Linked DNA regions of Homo sapiens: region 1 is linked to region 2. The links are chromatin contacts, found by Hi-C or POLR2A ChIA-PET in ENCODE. All regions are on one chromosome and are shown on one strand. Each heading gives the region's core, a stretch centred on a gene start or an enhancer-like site at or near the end of the contact. The rest is flanking DNA. Distances are from core to core; before and after follow the strand shown. Region 1 holds the start of BMP3 (bone morphogenetic protein 3). Region 2 holds the start of CNOT6L (CCR4-NOT transcription complex subunit 6 like).

Region 1 (3,050 bases), core at 497-2,996, 3.2 Mb before region 2:
CATAAGTTATTCCCTTCACCACAGGGGCTAGGAGAAACCTTGTTAAGCCATGAATTTCAGTCCGAAGTGATCTGTGCTGAAAAATGGGATGAGCAGATTTTCTTGGGCAGATTCCAAGAGGTGTTTACATCCAGGGTTGCTCCCTCCCCTTGTCTCCCAGCTCCTCCCAGGATGGATGGTACAACCCCTGTTTACCCAGATGCGTTTTAATAATCGAAACACCCAAGCACCTGTTTTTTTTTTTTTTTTTTTTTTTTTTGCCACTAAGGAACTATCAAGTAAAGTGTCAAATATAGTACAGTAACACAAAGGGCGCGAATTAGGAGCGGGTGCAATATCTGGAGAAGCGACTGGGGAAGGAGAAAAGGAGAGGGGAAGGCGTCTTATTCAAGTATGATTTCTCTCGGGTCCTGGCATTGGCATAAAATGGCATCTGCCTCTTAGTAAACATGGCTAAAGCCCAGTCCAAAGGAATTTCCGCTGGCCGATTTAGGAATCAACAGAATAAGGTACCCTAGAGGTGCTCCAGTCACTCAGGGCAGGAGGCCTCACAGGCATGGGGTGTCGCCCCTTCCCTTTTTCCACGAAGCTCCTCCAGCCTACCCCTCCACTGCTCCGCGCCTTCATTCTATTTCCCCCTCTCACTTTGGATTTGAAAACTGGGCTTACAGGAGATGCAGCTGGCGACACGCGGGGTGTGACTGGACGGAGGAATCCAGAGGGCAGCTGAGGAGGGCGGAGAAAGGTCCCTAGGCAGCGCCACCAAGCAAGGGGCAGACAAGGAAGCTGTGGGGGGTCCCGGGAGAAAGCTGGGGCGGGACCGCGGGAAGGGAGTCTCACCTCGCGCACTCACCTGCTGCTGCCGCCCGAAAGCTGCGAACCGTGTTGCCTTCGCGCAGGAGCCGAGGGCGCCAGGGCTGCGAGCCTCCCTCCAGGGAGCCCGGTGTCCGGGCCGCCTGGACCGTGCTGTACCTGTCATAGAGCCGCAGCATGTGTTCAGAGACCTTGTCTTGCGGCTGCAGCTCGGAGTCCGGGCCACCACCTGCCGTGCGGTCACCTGGCACAGCTTTGCGGAGCTCCGGGAAAGGTGGCTTCGGTCTCTCTCCCTGCGCCAGGCTCACGCAGAAGCAGCCCAGCCACAGAAAGAGCAGCCTGCTCGCCCCAGCCATGGCTAGGTACCCGCGCGGCGCGTCGGCTCCCGGCGTCGCTGCGGGACACTCCGAAGGCGCAAGGAGCCGGCGGCGGAGCCGAGGGTTGAACTCCAAACCAGCTGGGGCGAGGGCGCACGGAGCCCGGGACGCGGCCGGGTGCAGCGAGATAGCGGCCAGCCCCACTTGCTGCGCTGACCCAGCGCAGCCTGACAGGTGGGCTCTTCCCCAGCAGCTGCGCGGACCTCACCCGCGCAGGGCGCTGCGGGCGCCGTCTCCACTCCAACGCTGAGAAAGAGCTGTAGGTCGCGGCGTGTGTGGCCCGGGTGTTTTCAAGATCTGTCTGTACCTTCCCTCCTCGCTTTATTTTTGGGAACACCCGGCCAAACTGGCCGCGCGAGGGACTAGGACTAGCTCTGTTTTGGGCGCCAGGTCGGAGCCGGGGCTGTGCGCAGCGGTCCGGAGGGCGCTCGATTGCCTTTTCCAGGGATTGGAGCAGCTGCGGCGCGGCTGGTCCGAGTTTTTTAGTGTACGTGTGTGTGTGTGTGCGCGCGCGCGCGCGCGTGTGTGCGTGTGTGTGTGTGTATGAGAGAGAGAGACTTAGTTCTTTCGCTCTCTAGCTGATCTGTAGAGTCCTCAGCCAATCTCTCCCACTCCCTCGTCCTCGCCCTCTTAGCTTGCACCAGGCTGGGATAGAAGCAAGGGAGGGGGGGAGTAACCAGAGAACTGGCAGCGGGAGGGAGAGAAGAGGAAGTAGGGGTGGGGATGGCTGGGGAGAGGAAGGGAAAAGGAGATTCAGGACTAAAGAAATGGTAGGAGGGACGGTTTTTTTGTTTTGTTTTGTTTTGTTTTTGTTTGTTTTTTTTTTTAATTCTCCAAGAACAGTGGCTGTGTGGTGGCTAGCAAGAGGGCAGAGGAAAACAGAACTTCTTCCTGGCTTTTCGGTCTTATGATTCCAAACAAAGTCACAACGTGAACACCATTCTCGCTTACTTTCCCGAGCCTCTTCTGACGGACACTGCGGGCCCCTGCACCTGCAGCCCGTCATCATAGCTTCCTGTCTTTCTGAGAGCATACCCATCATAACGCCCCTCTCTCCCGCATCATCTTCTCTCGAGGTGAGAAATATGTGCGAGTCAATATCATGTTAAAAACAAATAAGAAAACAAGCAAACACACCACAACCCCACCTACAGCTTCCCCCAAAGGTTTCCTTCCTACAGGTCCCCAAAAGGTTTCCCAGCAGGATGGTGCAGTGGTGGCTAAAAACAAGGGTGTGTGGAAGATCCCGGAGTCCGGAACAGAATGTAAGAGTCGCTAGCTTTGTCTTCCTAATTCTCTCTTGTCATGGCTGTACAATGGAGATTAAACTATGAGCAGCCTGGCGCAGTGGCTCAGGCCTGTAATCCCAGCACTTTGGAAGGCCAAAGCGGGTGGATCACGAAGTCAGGAGTTCGAGACCAGCCTTGCCAACATGGTGAAACCTCATCTCTACTAAAAATACAAAAATTAGCTGGGCGTGGTGGTGCGCACATGTAATCCCAGCTACTGGGAAGGCTGCGGCAAGAGAATGGCTTGAATCCAGGAGATGGAGGTTGCAGTGAGCCGAGATTGTGCCACTGCACTCCAGACTGGGTGACAGAGCAAACTTTGTCTCAAAACAAAAAACAAACAAACAAACAAAAAACAACTGTGAGCTAACATTTTTCTCCACACTTATGCTCTAGACATGCCTTGTTATTTATATTTCAAGTATATTACCAAATAATTTTCACAGCAAAACCCATTTTACAGATGAGGAAACTGAGGCAAAAGGATACATAGTAAGTGACAGAACTGAGATCCAAATTCAGGGAGTCTGATTTCTGGCCTCAGGCCAGATAACCACACTATTAATAGTGA
Region 2 (2,731 bases), core at 88-2,587:
GTTTTTAAAAAAAATCCACCGAATATGTCAGGAAACATTTCCTTCGGTCACTTCACCTCCCCTGGCGTCTCAGCCACCTAGACCTACGCTCTGCTTCGCTGTCAGGTCGCCTCGGGCGAGGAGGGTGCAGTAAACAGCGCCCACACAAGAACCCGGGGTGAGGCGGTTTCCCGTCTCTTCGCCAAGGCTCTGTGGATGTGGGTTTCTGAAACTCTACCACTCTTCTCAGCCCCGCTCCTCGCTCAGGCCAGGAAAAAAGAGTGAGAAAACAGCCAGAGCAAAACAGAAAACCATTAAGAAGCCCGGGCCTCCGCGCGCTCACCGCGACAAAACGCGGCGCACGGGGGGCGGGGCCAAGGCGCTGCGTAGGAGCTCCGCCCCGTCACCGCCCCGCCTCCTTCCCCTCACCCCAACCCTCCGCGCCGGGGAGTGACTGACTCCCGCCAGCCCCTCCACGTCAATCAACCCTCCTCGTTCTCGCACTCTCTGCACCTTGTTATTAATCTCAATACCGATATCGCCCGGACGCCTCTCCCCCGGCCCTCGGGGGTGTGAACGTGTGTGAGCGGGAGCGAAGGCACCGAAAGCTGGCGTCTCTGTTCAACCTCGGCCCCAGCAGCACCCGGCGCAGCGGCAACCCCCGCAGCGGCGGCAGCCCCAGCACCAGGAGGCCAAGGCCAAGGCCAGGCTCTGCGTGGCTCTCGGAGCAGTAGCCGCGGCTCCGGCCCTGCGGGGGCGCAGCTTCCTTCGGCTGGGGCCTTCGCGCCGGCGGCCGCGGCCGCGGGGCCTCTCTTGCGCGCCTGGGGTCACTGTCCTCGAAGCCCGGCGGCGCGGCCCTCGTCCCCCTTCCCGACCCCCGGTCTGTCTCCTCGCTCCCTTCAGCCGCCTTCCGCGCCGCCGCCTCTGCCGTTCGTCAGGCGGCCCGGCCCGGCCCGCCCGCCCCGCATCCCCTCCGGCCGGTGCCTCTCCCCTCCGGCGGGCTGCCTGCATGTCTTTGCTGCCCTCAGCCCCGCCGCCACCGCCGCCGCCGCCTCCCCCGCCGCCGCAGCACCAGCACCAGCCGCCCCGTCGCCGCCGCCGCCGCCGCCGCCCGGACCCCGGCGCGCTGAATGCAGGTGAGGAGGGGGCGCGGGCCCCCCGAGACCCCGGGCCCGGGTTCCCTGCGCGCCCGCCCGCGAGCCCCGGTTACGGGCCCTGTGTGCCGCCGCGGCTTCCCCTCGGGGCGGGCGGGAGCGAGGCCCGCCGTGGGTGTTTGTGTTTGCGTCTGCGTCTGCGGCCGCGGCTCTGGAGGGGAAGCATCTGTGGGGGCCTGGTGCGCGCGCGCGCGCGTGTTTGTGTGTGTGTTTCCCCTGCCGCGGGGAAATGGCTGCTGTTGCTTCTGGGCCAGAGGAAGAGAATGAGGTAGAGTGTTCTTTTGCCTCCGAGTAGGACCGAGAGTGTTGGGAAGAGGAGCGCGTCCCCGGGGAAATGAGGTGGGAGAGGGACAAATGTGCGTGTGGGTGTGCGAGTTGGGACTTTGGCGGGCGGGGAGGCGGCCCGAGGACCCACGGCGAGTGGGTGTGTGTCGGGTGACTGGAGGGGGCGGCGGGGCTGACCCGCGTCTCTTCAGAGGCGGGCGAAGGTTCCGGGGTGTGTGTGTGTGTGTGTGTGTGTGTCGGGGGTGGCCCGGGGCCGGGACCCCAGAGTGGCGTGTCCCTCCCGCTTTGTGGCTGCGGCTCCCGAGCCTCGCAGGTGAGAGCTGCTCCTAGGGGGCCGGCCGGGGAGGGCTGAGTGAGTGCGGCACACGCGCGGCAGCGGGGCTGGGAGAGCTGCTGGTCGGTGCCGCGCCGCTGATCCCGGGGCCGCCGTTCCCCGGCCGCGGCAGGAAGCGCGCCGGCCTGCAGCGCGGCCTAACTGCCTGGGCGCCCGCCCACCTCCCCGGACGCCTCCCGGGACGGCGAGCCCGCGCGAGCCCACGGCGCTGCCTCGGGCCTGGGCAGGTGAGGGTCGGAGGCGGGACTCGCCGATTGCCGTCGCCGTGGCCGCCTCCGCGTCTCCTGAGAGGCGAAGGCTTATTTTGGCGTTCCAACTGCAAGCCTTCGCCCGGCCGGCTGTGGGACCCGAGGGAGGAAAGTGAATCAGAACAGTCAGTCTTGGGAATACGCGGTGTCGTGTTCCCTTCTTTTCATCCTTCCCCTAAGGCTGTGTGGAGGGACTGAGTAAATATTTTGGATTTTTGTTGCAAATACTTTGCCGTTGGTAAGATTTTTTTTTTTTTAATTAGACAAACATTTTCTTGGAAGGGCTGAGGAAGAAAGGGAAACTGGCTTTCCTGGCCTGTGGGATTGGATGGATTTTGTGCATTTGAAATTGTTTTATCCTGCCTCCTAGGGGGAGAGGCGTGTACGCGCCGCCGAGCTGAGGAGCTGGGTGAGGAAGAGGAAGTTACTGGAGCTGTCATCCTGCTTAACTCGGTCGGCTATTGAGCTTAGACTGTTTAGGTGGATTGTGTTCAGGGAGTTTAGCTGAGCCGTTTGTACACATTGGAAGCACAGTGTTACATTTTACCGTATTGCCTCTAGTTATCTTGTCAATCAAGATAGGCTCAACAAACATGTTTTCCTCAGTCTCCAAAAACTAGATCAAGCAACCTCTGTTGTCTACTCAGTATGTGCTGCTGGAAAGCTATTTTGAGAATAGCCTAAGCAAAACCCAGTTGTAAAGATAAACCTGCTGCCAATAGGTCTACAGT

What was found. A loop is a pair of places that touch in the nucleus more often than their neighbours do. ChIA-PET counts read pairs that join two places held with the same protein, here RNA polymerase II (POLR2A).
Region 1: a loop to region 2 is called in a map of OCI-LY7, with 6 times the contacts of the local background. The contact joins the promoter of BMP3 here to the promoter of CNOT6L in region 2. A Hi-C loop is called at or near these places in 1 of 168 maps with a recorded cell type or tissue (OCI-LY7). POLR2A ChIA-PET finds 5 or more read pairs at or near these places in 1 of 52 experiments (OCI-LY7).

The regions. Positions count from the first base shown.
Region 1 is chr4:81,029,404-81,032,453 of GRCh38, reverse strand. BMP3 (bone morphogenetic protein 3) reads right to left here and starts at 1,746. Exons shown (of 3, transcript NM_001201.5): 1 at 854-1,746. The coding sequence starts at 1,169.
Region 2 is chr4:77,817,974-77,820,704 of GRCh38, reverse strand. CNOT6L (CCR4-NOT transcription complex subunit 6 like) reads left to right here and starts at 1,337. Exons shown (of 12, transcript NM_144571.3): 1 at 1,337-1,401. The coding sequence starts at 1,397. RefSeq lists silencers at 291-440, 701-860, 901-1,000, 1,491-1,560, 1,641-2,040.